Linked DNA regions of Homo sapiens: region 1 is linked to region 2. Evidence: chromatin contacts called from ENCODE Hi-C or POLR2A ChIA-PET data. All regions are on one chromosome and are shown on one strand. Each heading gives the region's core, a stretch centred on a gene start or an enhancer-like site at or near the end of the contact. The rest is flanking DNA. Distances are from core to core; before and after follow the strand shown. Region 1 overlaps RCAN2 (regulator of calcineurin 2). Region 2 overlaps CLIC5 (chloride intracellular channel 5).

What was found. Hi-C counts contacts between places; a loop is a spot of excess contacts on that map. ChIA-PET counts read pairs that join two places held with the same protein, here RNA polymerase II (POLR2A).
Region 1: a loop to region 2 is called in a map with no recorded cell type, with 2.5 times the contacts of the local background. The contact joins two enhancer-like sites. A Hi-C loop is called at or near these places in 1 of 37 single-sample maps with no recorded cell type. POLR2A ChIA-PET finds 5 or more read pairs at or near these places in 1 of 52 experiments (WTC11).

Annotation. Positions count from the first base shown.
Region 1 is chr6:46,265,342-46,271,704 of GRCh38, reverse strand. All of the region lies in intron 2 of RCAN2 (regulator of calcineurin 2), which reads left to right. It overlaps LOC105375079 (a long non-coding RNA gene), which reads right to left. Exons shown (of 5, transcript XR_001743802.3): 5 at 4,265-4,986. Among named protein-coding and RNA genes, the nearest start is that of ENPP5, 98 kb to the right of the region's middle. Within about 2 kb of position 2,049, at least 2 of the 41 ENCODE cell types and tissues checked have a DNase peak (open chromatin) inside an H3K27ac peak, as active enhancers do.
Region 2 is chr6:45,950,225-45,956,744 of GRCh38, reverse strand. It overlaps CLIC5 (chloride intracellular channel 5), which reads left to right. Exons shown (of 6, transcript NM_016929.5): 2 at 1,501-1,610. Among named protein-coding and RNA genes, the nearest start is that of CLIC5, 62 kb to the left of the region's middle. Within about 2 kb of position 3,976, at least 4 of the 41 ENCODE cell types and tissues checked have a DNase peak (open chromatin) inside an H3K27ac peak, as active enhancers do.

The DNA.
Region 1 (6,363 bases), core at 800-3,299, 320 kb before region 2:
CAACATTTACTGAGCACCATGTGCCAAGTGCTTTGCAAGTATCCTGTTATCTAATTTTTATGATAATCTTCAAATTTTTGTTATACAGCTGCAGGGATGGAAATGTGGTGGGATTAGGTACTGGCCTTAGTTCACCAGTGGATTTGTTGTCTGTGGTTGGGTAGCTGAGATGGTTAATTATGTGTCAACTTGGCAGTGCCACGGTGCTCAGATGTTTGATCAAACATTGTTTTGGATGTTTCCGTGAAGGTGCTTTTTGGATGAGATTAACATTTAAATTGGTGGGCTCTGAGTAAAGCAGTTTAACCTTCATAGCGTGTGTGGGCTTCATCCAATCAGTTGAAGGCCTTAATAGAACAAAGACTGACCTCTGTGACTAAGAAGTCTGTCATTATACTGTCGTTAGACTGGAGCTGCAACTCATCTTACCTCTCCAGCCTGTTGGCCTACCTTGCAGATTTCAGCCCTGTCAAGCCTCCATAAACCCATGAGCCTCTTCCTTAGAATAAATCTCTTTCTCTCATTAAATAGATGGATGGACAGACAGATAGAGAGATAGGCAGGCAGGCAGACAGATACACATCCTGTTGGTTCTGATTCTCTGGAAAACTCTGTCAAATAGGTAGCAAATTGCCCCAAAACTCAGTGGATTAAAACAACACGTGTATTCTCTCACAGTATGTATGAATCAGGAATCCAGGCATGACTTAATTGGGTCTTTAGCTCAGGGACTCTCACAAGGATGTATCACAGAACTGGCTGTGGCTACAGTCTTATCTCAAGGTTTGACTGGGGAAGGAAGCACTTGTAAGCTCACTCAGTGGCTGTTAGCAGGATTCAGCTCCTCACAGGCTGTTGGATGAGGGCCTCGGTTCCTCTCTGGTTGTTGGCTGGTGGTCACCCCCTGTTCCTTGCCATGTGGGGTTCTCCAGAGGGCAACTCACACCACAGCAGCTTGCTTCATCAGAAGAGGCCATTGAGAGGAGCCAGAGAGAATAAAACGAGGAGTCACAGTTTTTTTGTGTGCATTCCTCTCAGAAGTGACAGCCCACCACTTTTGACAGATTGTATTATTTAAAGCAAATCCCTACATCCAGCCCATATTCAAAGGGAGGGGCTTGCATAAGGGCATGAATAGCAGGATGTGAGGATCACTGGGAACCATCTGAGAAGACAGCCAATCACACACAACGAGTAAATACACATCACTGGTTGACGAGAAGCTCAGTCTGACTCTGGGGCCCACCTTCTCCACGATGCCAGCTGCAACCTCGAAGAGCCGAGGGGAACCCTCCACAGGAATCAGCAATGAGAGGGTGGTCTGTGAGCATGGCACAAAGTGGGAGCATCGAATGGCCTAAAAGAATCATCCAGATGGTGCGGAGGCCCATTGCCCCTCAGCAAGGTCCCGGCACTCCTGCAGCCCTCAGAGTCAGCGCTTCTCTCCTCTGCCTGCAGCAGGCTCTACCTGCCCCAGAGTAAAGCCACTCTGGTGGGCTTAGTCCTGGGGCCCTATACTCACTTGACTCCTCCTGGCTTCTGTGTCCTGAAGCCTGTCAGCACTTCCCACCCACAAGCCCAAGCCCCCAGTCTTCCCATCCAGGGTGTAGTGAAGCTGTGATGAGCAGCCCAGATCCTCAAGCAGGCCCGCAGCAATCATTCGCTACCTCTAAATTATGGACAGCTGAATGTTCTCAGCTGAGTCCCTGCATGAGAATAGCCCTTAGCCTTGGAGAGCTGGCATCACCTCCCAGGGCCATGCTCCCTCCCCAGGGATAGCTCTCGACCTGTGACTGCTCCATGAGAGGAGAGGGGAACATAAGATCCTGAACTGGGGGTGCCTGTGAAGGGTACCCCTCCCCTCATTGCCACCTTGAATCTGCAGAGACCTTTGTTGGGACTGCATTGAGTTCAAGTCCTCCCTCTGCCCAATCCTGGGTCCCTCAGGTCTCCACAGGTGTTGATCCTGACAGCACTCCTAAATGAAGCTCCTGTACACAAAACCTCCACTCACAGGCCTCAGCCTACCATCCAAGAAAGGCCTGTATCTGCACAGCTGCAGCTGGCACTCCTCCAGCCGTCTTTACTTACTAGCTTCATTCTAATGTTGTGAATGCATGACCAAGGATCTCCACGCACTTGAGAAGAACCAACAGCAAGATACATAACTAGTGAGATAAACCAAGAGCACAGGTGACCTAGAGTATTCAGAGCTATGCAGAAAGTAGACAAGATCTTTTTTAAAAAAGAGATCTATTTAATATTCGCAGAAAGATTTAACAGGCTATGACAGCTGTAACACAAGAACACAGCTGCTGTGAAAAAGAGAGATATAACAAAATAAGCGTCCCTGTGCTGGCAAAATTTATTGGAAAATTTAGCAGAAGAGTTGAATGGACCTAACTGAAGAATAAGTTAATGATCTGAAAAATAATGTGAAAGGAATTCTGAGAATACAGAGTCAAAAGACAAAGAGATGGAAAATATGGAAGAAAAGAAAAACAGATAATAGATGCAAGAAATTCTATATCCAACTAGGAATGCTGAAGGAAGGTAGTAGAAGCAATGGAGAGGAAGAAATTATCTAAATATGAGTGTGAAGAAACTATGAACAAAGACACAATAAGAGCCCACTGAATGCTCTATAGGAATAGTCAGCAAATTTTTTTCTGTGAAGAACCAGATAGTAAGTAGTTTAAGTTTTGCAGGTAATATTTCTTGACTGTATTGCAGCACAAAAGCTTCAATATGTAACAAAAACACAATACGTGACTGTTTTCCTACAAAACCTTATTAAACATAAATAAGCATCAGGCCAGACTGGGCTTAGTTTGCTGACCCCTGCCTTCCAGAAATAATGGGGAAAAAAATCACACATCTAGTCACATTTTACTAAAAGTTCTGAACTCCAAAATTAGGGAAATTCTGTAAAGCTTCCAAAGACAAAACAAGGCCAGGATCTCACTTGTCTTCTATAACACAGTTGGCTAAAAAACAATGGAGTCATATTCTGGGGAAAATTGAAGTGATTCTTAACCTGGATTATGTTCTAAGTCAAACTATCAGTCTAGTGTGATACACACGTATTTGGCCAGTCAATGACTTGAAATGTTTATCACCTGTCACTATCATGGGAGGAGAGGGCCTACTCAAAGATGTTTTCTCACACAATGTAAAATGTTACTCCAAGAAAGAGGAAGATATGAGATACATGAAACAGCTGAAATAACCCCAGATTTAGATGAAGAGAAATCCAGTTATGACCATTATACAGCAGGTGAAAAACCCGATCCATTGAAAGTGAGACACCAACTCAGAGGGTTCTATGATGAATGACTTTATTAAAGAACACATTTGCTATAATAACACAAATGATAGAATTAGGAACCTGGAAGTTCAATTTTGTGGAGTTACCAATGAGATAATGGCTTATGTCTGCTCTCTTCAACACCAGTAGAAATGCATTTAGGAATTTTAGGAGGAAAAAAATGAGACAGACATGATTGTTTAATGAAGCGAGTAAAAATTTGTGCCGTTAATGAAGTGAATAAAATGGTGTTTTCTGAAACAGCAAATCCAAACTCCCACAGGTCAAGAAACTTAGAGTTGGAATTAAGAGAGTCACTAACTGTTCTTGTAAATTTATTTTTTGTTTATTGCATATATGACCATTACAGTTACTTCTCTATGTGGCTATTTTTTTTTCTACCACTGCTTTTGTTACTTTTATATAATATTTTATAAATTTGCCTTTTTCCATGATTTTATTCTTAAGTAGGCTCAGGTTGTTTTTAAATTAGAAAATAGAAGTCTTAAAATTTTATTTAGATATCGGTATTATAACATCTTCTGATTTTCTTAAGACAGATGACAGATTTTACATCTAGAAACATAAATTTATTTTTCTTGAGATTTGTATTTAAAGTATAGAAGACTCCTTCAGGAAATGAATATTTCTTGTTTTAAAGAAATCTTTTTCTGAAAGTCAGCAATTTCTCATATTTCTTACATTTCTTATTTTATTTTATTTTACACAAGGTCTCACTCTGTTCCCCAGGCTGGCATGATCATGGTTCATTTCAGCCTCAACTTCCCAGGCTCAAATGATCCTCCCACCTCAGGCTCCCAAGTAGTTGGGACCACCAGTGCATGCCACTATGCCCACCTCGTTTTCGTTTGTTTGTTTTGCAGAGATGGGGTCTTCCTATGTTGCTTAGGCTGGTCTCAAACTCCTGGGCTCAAGTGATCTTCTCACCTTGGCCTCCCAGAGTGCTGGGATTATAGGCGTGAACCACCATACCGACCCTCTTTAATTCTTTTTTTCTGATAAACTTAGGTAAAGTTACATGTAATGCTTTTCATTTAATAAAAATATTAACAGTGATTATCTTTAATGTATGGGTCACTTTGTCCTTATGTTTATGTATATTTTTCCAAGTGGTCTACCATGACCATGTTATTTTCTAAAAAGAACAACATTATTCCTTTCGAGTTACAATATCATTCAAAGCTAGAGCTTGGCAAATATATGAATTAGAGGCTTGACGTTACCATCACTTGCCCATAACTTTTAACTAATCACTCAACCTCTTTTAACCTTGGTTTTATGAAATTAAAAAATTGGGTTGAAATTTATATTTGATGATTTTGAAAAAACTTATCCTAGACCTGTTTTTTTGTTTGTTTGTTTGTTTTGAATTGTTCAAACCCTTTGCATCATTTACAAGGTCATACTATATCAGGGAGGATTCTTGATTTTAAATGTCGGTGGAATGTCTCTGGGTTTTGTGTGTGCCTACATTTATGTCCCAAGTTCTATGCAGGTCTGCCTCCGACTGGTGATGGGGCCTTGAGCATGTCATCCCCTGCTCTGTGCTTTGCATCTTTCAACTTTCAAGTCGAGGGGTTGGAATCAGTCGCCTCCAGTGTCCCTTCCAAGAATAAAGGGTAAAATGATGCTGGAGACAAAGCTTGATCACTGGGACCCTGTGGGAAAAGTAGTTACAATTGAGTGAGATCAGGGAATCTGCTGCTTATATCCATGACGCAAAGCCTGAGGATGGTCTCATTCTCATGGATGTACTGCTTCATCTTAAATGTACCAGGATTAGGCAACACAAAACAGCAGAAATAAATTCTTCCGGGGATACTCCTAGGCAGATTGGGGGTCACATTACCAATCAGCTCAGGTCAAAGCTTGTACTATTTGAATGTCTCTGCACATTCTCTTCTTCACTTGTTCATGAGAACTTCCAACAGTGTCCCACCTACCCAATGTGTTCCCTCTTTGTAGTGGGGAGAAAACTCAGTCAAAATAAAGAACGTGCAGATAACATGATAATAATCAAAGGAAAAACAATGTCGTGATTGTAAGAACAAACCAGTCTACAAGCGTTAATGCATTAATTAATGCAAAGAGCTGAAAACTATTAACACCCAAGAACAGTACTGGTAATTCTCAGTAGCACAATTGTATAAATCAGTTTATTCAGAGTCAGGAAGTGCTTAGGTCTTAAATGGTCCAACCCATGTCTTCTAAACTGGTACCTCTTAAACTTCAATGGGCTACTGATTATCTGGGGGGTCTTGCTGAGATAAAGATTCTAAATTAGTAGGTCTAGAGACTTGTGACCTGAGATAATGCATATTTAGGAAGCTTCTAGGAGATGCTGCCACCGCTGATCTGTTATCCATAAGTTGGACTATAAGGATGTAAAGCACTTAGAACAGTGTCTGCATTTAGGAAGAACTGGTGTTAGTGATGATTATTATTTCTACTAGCTGCAAGAATTCCAACTCTCCATATGCTCATGTGCTACAGGAGTACCAAGAGTTGTGCAGCAATAGCCATATTTTTAAGCTGAATAACTAGAATCATTTTGTAAACTCGTTTATGAAATTTTATGGAATAAAAATTTATTCCGTAACTTTTATTAGATCACAAATAAGCAGCCCTTGGTAGAAAGCACATTTATGGAATGAGCATAATTTGCTGCTGAGAACTGCAGAGAAGGCCTGCATATTTTGACAGGTTCCACTCATCAAGAGGACTGTCACGTCTCTCCAGTGAGCTGAGGACCATGGTTTCAGAATTACTAACTCAGAGGACCAACCAGTTGGTGACTACATAACCAGTGTGCCCAAGACAGTCCTGAAGTCACAGCATAATTAATAGCACCCCTCTCCTAGCTTGGACAACGCATTGTGTAGTCATCCTAATTATAGTGGACACTATCTATAAATTACTGGCTTTACCCAGCTTCCCTAGCTGTCCCTAAACTTTCATTTCTACCACATGGAGAAAAGGGAATTCTCAGTCAAATTTTCTTGCTTAGCTGACAATGGTTTTGGCACTGAACGATG
Region 2 (6,520 bases), core at 2,727-5,226:
TAAGAGGGAGGTAAAATAACTGTAATTTCATAGCAATTACATGCAGCCAACACTGTCAAAAGTTCCAGTTTTCCATTATAAACCTGAGCCCCTGCTGGGAGCAATTTGCAAGGTAGAAAAAAGCACACAATGAGGTTCTAATGTATGAAAGAAGGCATCGCTGCCTCCCCATCTGAATGCCATAGCAAAACAAACCTCAAGGGAGAAAACAGTGTGTTGAGCTTCGAGAACGCATTTGTTTTCTCCCTTTCTTTTGAAAAAAAAAAAAAAAAAACTCAGTAAGCCCCCATTCCTGGATATTGGTCGGATTGTTTACAGCTTTGTACGAGTCTTCAGTACCCTGGCCCACACAGGCCCTTCCTGTCAGTGGAATGCCCTGCCAGGCCACCTGCGGGGGCCATGGTTTCCAGGGCAGCCAACATCAGAGTCTGGAGCAAATGGGTTATTTCTTCCTCTAAGTATTATGTTGGGGGCCAATAAACCACCCTATGGAAATGAATTCTACAGAGACCAATTCCCCAACCTTTTTTGTTTGTTCATAGGTTTGCTTGAAATTAATTCTTTATGAAATTCAGGGATCTGCAGCCCACTCAGAAGTGCAGTAAAGATGGACTTGCTTTTCAGACCTAAAAAAGCCTACTGTTTTGAGGAAGGGAAATGAAATGACAGAAGCACAGAACACCCAATAATAATTCTGTTATTTTTACATATGTTCCTGTCTTATCCCCAAGCCCACCTACAGAAGGCCATAAGCTCCTTGGAGGAATTCAATTTTCAATCCCCTGGCTAATTTTCTCCAGTGTCTTGCACATAACTGATAGTCAATATGTATTTGTTGAGTAAAAGTGTAACAAATGAATGGATTATTGACAGTGAAGGCCAAGTACTAGCCAGAACTAAGTGGTGTATTGATTAAAGCCTTGAGCTTCCTGATTAGCCTCCATATAGGGAGATGGGATCAAAGTCTGAGATATTTATATTCATGACATCCAAGGACTGAGGGGTGGGGGAGGGTAAACTACAGAGGAACATATTTTGGCTAGGTAGCCGAAGGAAAGCATTTCTAATTGTTAGAGCAATCCTCAGAATGAACTGCTTTGAGAGATATTAATACAACTGACTGGTCAGTGGAGATATTCAAGCAGAAACTAGATGATTACTTGGGGGTGTAGATGTTGGCATTCCAATATCATTTGTGTCAGACTAAGTGATGTTGCAGGTCTATTTTTACCCCAAGGGTTCTATGATTTCATAAAGTTATGATTCTGCATAATCATCAAGTTCAATTCAGCAAGTATTTATTGAGCCCTTACATGCTGCCAGGCATTGCCCTGCGTGGACATTAAGGCAAAAACTAATAATATCAGGCTACCGCCCTTTGAAGTTGCTGGGACATGGTTTTAGTAAGGTCTCCTCAGACCTGCATTTGGGTGTTACAATCTTATGTTCCCCTTGCTAATTGCACCTGCCCACTCAGGACACTGGTTCTCTTCTTTCCAGGCTGGAATCGATGGAGAAAGCATCGGCAACTGTCCTTTCTCTCAGCGCCTCTTCATGATCCTCTGGCTGAAAGGAGTCGTGTTCAATGTCACCACTGTGGATCTGAAAAGGTAACGTACGTTGCATAAATGAGGAGTATGTTTAGCTGCATGAACAGAGAACCTTCCATGAAGGAGGGCAAAAGCCTTCCGTGGCTCCCAGCAGCCCCCTGCTCACACGTCATTGTCCAGAACTGTGTCTCAGGATCCAGTCTTAGCTACAAGAGAGTCTGCAAAGGCAAGTATTTCACTTGGTGCCCAGCACTTCACTGACCCGATTAGCAAGTTACGATTAGCAAAGAAGAAGCAAGGAATGGACAATGGCATTGCAACTAAGTTTCTGGTGCACATATGGGCACAGACATCTAAAAACATAGGATTAGTCATTTCAGTAGTACTAAGGCCATCATCCGTGGGACCCTAGCAGGACTTCAGGTGTGAGAGTCTGAGTCTTCAGAGAGTTGTGATCTAGACCCTTTCCCATGCTATGTTCCCAGCTTTAGAAGTCCTCAGTGTGACAGTTCTAGATTACAGGCTTGGACGAAAAGCAACTACTGTTCTGTTTTTAGAGTGCAGTTTAATGACTTACAAACACCAGGAGCCACACTCTTTTCACTCCTACAGAATGTATTCTGTTTCCTGTCTTCTACCTGTTGTTTAAATGTGGAACAGCTCGAGGCTCACCCCATAAGTGTTCATCTTCTGCCTCTACCTTCATCCCTGGTGAGCTTGGCATATTCTCCTTGTTATCTTTATGTGAATTGTTCTACACCCAGAGCCCTGCTATCATCTAGATAGTTTCACTTGGATGTTCTCTTATCATGTATGTCTAACATTGCATACATCAATTTGTATCCTTTTCCTCTGAGTTGAGCTCTTCTTGAACTCCTTTTTTCTTCTATTTTCTTTTCTTTCTTTTTTTTTTTTTTTTTTTGAGACAGAGTCTCACTCTGTTGCTCAGGCTGGAGTGCAGTGGTACGATCTTAGCTCACTGCAACCTCTGCCTCCTGGGTTTAAGCAATTCTCTGCCTCAGCCTCCCGAGTAGCTGGGATTACAGAAACATGCCACCATGACAGGCTAATTTTTGTATTTTTAGTAGAGACGGGGTTTCACCATCTTGGCCAGGCTGGTCTTGAACTCCTGACCTTGTGATCCACCCACCTCGACCTCCCAAAGTGCTGGGATTACAGACGTGAGCCACTGCTCCTGGTCTTTTTCTTCTATTTTCTAGGCACTAAACACTTCCTGCTCCTTTCTATTGCTGCCTTCATTGTTGATCAGTAGCCAAGTCTAGAGCATTCTCCTATTGCACTCTCTCTTCCTCCAAACTCTCTTTTTCATTCTCAAAGCCTACAACTGGTTCAAGTCTCACCACTGCCACCCTGAGAGTCTCATTGTTCTTCAAACTGGTCTTCATCTTTCCAGGTTCACACATTCTCTTTTTCTCTCTCTCTGACCCATCCTTTATGTGATTCTAAGGTTATTATTCCTAAAATAATGCTTTAATCAGGCCACTTTCATGCACAGGAAACCTTTGATGTTTCCCATTGTCCATGGACTTGATGCATCCGAAGCCCCGATTTGTCTTTTCCTTCATTCTTCCCAACACTCTTTCCCAACACTTCTCACCGTGACCTGTCTACTCTGTCAGGCTGGCCTGCCTTCTGCTGTTCTTCTTCCTTTGAGCCTCCATCCCTTGGCAGAACTGCATCCTCTGTCTAAAACAGGCCCTCTCTTCCTTCTTGTCCCTGGCCCCAGGCTCAGCTTCAGCCCATCCCCTCTGTAAGGCCTACTCATACCCATCCCACCACACTCATACAAGCACACCTGTCAACCCAACCTCCCTCCAGACTCACCCAGCACCTGTTGTCTATGTTGCCTTGTGTCGTGATTTAGTGTTTCATCAAGTTCTGAGGTCTGCACCCCTAATGCTTTACAACTGGTAAATGCTTTCTCATTAAAAAAAAATCACATAATGTATAATCCTGTGAAGGAGGTCTTACTTCTCCGTGTTATTTGAGAAATAACTGAGACAGATATATATGAGACTCGCCCAAGATGCCAACTAGAAATTAGAGGGGCTAAACGCCATCTGCTTGGTTCAAATACTATGCTCTTCATAATACCTCAGTTATGAAGTTTGTTTCATCTTTCAAATGAGACCTTCAATCCCTCAAGGACAGACTGGAATCGTGTTTTAAGTTTGTTTGTATCCTCCATAGAAACTAGTTTTTCACAGGTCCTCAAATACTATCTGTCAAATAAATGAACTTGCATCCACTATGCAATTAATGTCTGTGATAACTAAAGAGAGCAGCAGACTTATGAAAAAGCAGCTTCCTTCAGTGCAGAATTGGAGGTGTTTGGATTACCATGTGTGAGAGAGGACTTGTATGTTTGCTGGAGAAGAGAGTGGGAGAGGGAACCACCCCTGCCCGCGTGCTTCAGATGGTTTGGTTCCTCCTTCACATGATCACACCTGGTCCAGCCAACACCCCTTTGACGTAGACCAGGCATGTAGCACCACTCCATTTTTACAGATAAGGAAACTTTCTTACTGCCCCCTCTACCCATGAACACACACATTAATTTCTAAGAAAACTGATTTATTTTCCTGGCACTACACTTTAGTGACTGAATAATCTTGAACTTTTCAGAGCCTCAGTTTCCTCATCTGTACAATGGAGACAGTGTCTTCTTAATCAATAGGATTATTGTGAGAATTTATCGAGGCAGGCCATGTAAAACATTTGCAATTGGTCCTGTACCTGACTCATAGCAAGAACTCGTTGCATGTTGGTTATTCTTAGAATTATCACTGGGTTCATGGAGCTGGCAATCCAGTAAGGAAAAGAAGACCGATCCTCATTACATAATTCATAAATCATACCTGGCAATACGTCATCCAATGCTAATGATATAGTCTCAACTATAAATACTGAAGCAGGGTCAACAAAGACAGAGGGCTGCAACTCTAGCTAAGCGTCGGTGGCCATAGGCAGTACTTCCCAAGGGCGTCTGACTCCAGTGGCCACAATTCTCCAGAATCCCAGGAAAAAACCCACCACCACCACCATCACCACCACCACACATTCCTGTATCTGTAAGCCACAGAGAGGTGACTGAGAGCACACACGTTGCTGCCTTGTGTCAGCTCTAAAAAACAGGAGCAAATAAAGAATGTCCTTTCATTGTCTAAAATGAGGGACATGCACAAAGTAAATAAAGGGACTAAGTAAATTAGATTTTAAAAATACTTTCCGTCTCAGTTGTCTGAGTTCCAAGTGCCTCAGAATGCAGCTGGAGAGTGTGTGTGTTTGGGGAGGGACATGGGAGTAGCACAGTAATTGAAATTCTTCTCTTCCCCTCCCAAACTGATTACGCCAGGAATTTGTTTCATTACAGACTCCTCTACTCCCACTGTTTACTTTTTTTACAGTTTCTGCGTTTAATGTTTTCCACTCCCGACTCCCACAAGAAATGTGGCATTCTCAGAGAGAGCATTTGGGGTGAATCCCAGCACCGTCTTGGAAGTCGCCACCATTTTCCCTCCTCTTCCCTAAACATTTTTAGTGTAACCCTCCCCTTTCCCATTTTCCCCAATCTGCCAAACCTTCTTCCCCCTCATTTTGCTCCATTCTTGCTCTTGCATTCTGACCAGCTGGCGCAGACACAGAAGCACACTCCTGGATATTAACAGGACCTAGCCGTGTCAAACACAAGGCCACTTTCCTTTCCACTGCACTTGGCCTTCCTGCAGGTAGTCAGTGTGCTCCCCAGTGCACGCCAGAAATGCCACTTAGCACTGCTGTGGGCTAAGTGCAGGAAGTTCAATTAATTGTTCAGTTAATTAATTGTTCATTCATTCAATTGGGACTGCGTTCCAGAATTTCACCCACTTCTCCATCATCTAGGCCTTTCTTTCAGGATAATTTAGGACTCTTGGGTCTCCTCTTTCCCAGGGGGGAGAAATGCACTGTTGCTTTGGTTATCTTGGATTTCTTTAAGTGTCTGACCCAGAAACTAACAGGCACACCAAAGAGCTTTCTGTCTTCTTAGGGAGCAAATTTGCTGCCTATTACATATATATGTATGTGTTACCTAAAAGATCCTACTGGGCCCAGCAAAGTTTGCTATAAGAAGAAATAACTTTCATAAATCAAGTGATCTATTTGAATCCCATCACAAAGCAGAAGTTGCATTTACTTAGAAAATAAATTGTTTTTAACTTAAGATAACATTTAAGTAACCCCATAATTTTTAAAAATAGGCACAATTTCTGACTCCTAGGAGATTTTTGATTTATGTATGTTGAACAGAATTTTTAAAATTTAAAGAAAAATAACTTCTTTCTAGTAAATCTAGTAAATGTTCTCAAAATAAGTCTTATTTTGAGAACAGTAGATGCTTGAATTAAGTTAAAATACTGTGAAAGGTAGACTATGGTGGAGCATGAATACTGTAGCAGTGGAGTTGCCTACTGGTTCTCCCCACATTTAACTGAAAGCCGAAAGCCTTCATAACTGGATTGAAGTTTTTACCAATTTGAGACCAACATTTGATTTCTACTTTTGCAGCTAAAATCACTCATTTTTAAATTTAAAATGTATGAGTTTTTATTGCTGTTGTTGTTTTGAGACCGAGTCTCACTCTGTCCCCCAGACTGGAGGGCAGTGGTGCCATCAACGGCTCACAACTGCCTCGAACTCCTGGGCTCAAGCAATCTTCCTGCTTCAGTCTTCCAAGTAGCTGGGACTGCAAGCACATGCCTCCATGCCCAGCAAATTTTTGTTTGTTTTTTTTTTTTGTAAAGATGGGGGTCTTGCTATGTTGCCCAGGCTGGTCTCGAACTCCTGGGCTCAAGTGATCCTCCCACCTCACCCTCCCAAAGTGGTGGGATTACAGGCATGAGCCACTGTAGCTGAATCAAAAATGCATGCTTTATTCATGTAGCCATTAAAAATATGTATCTACTGAGGGC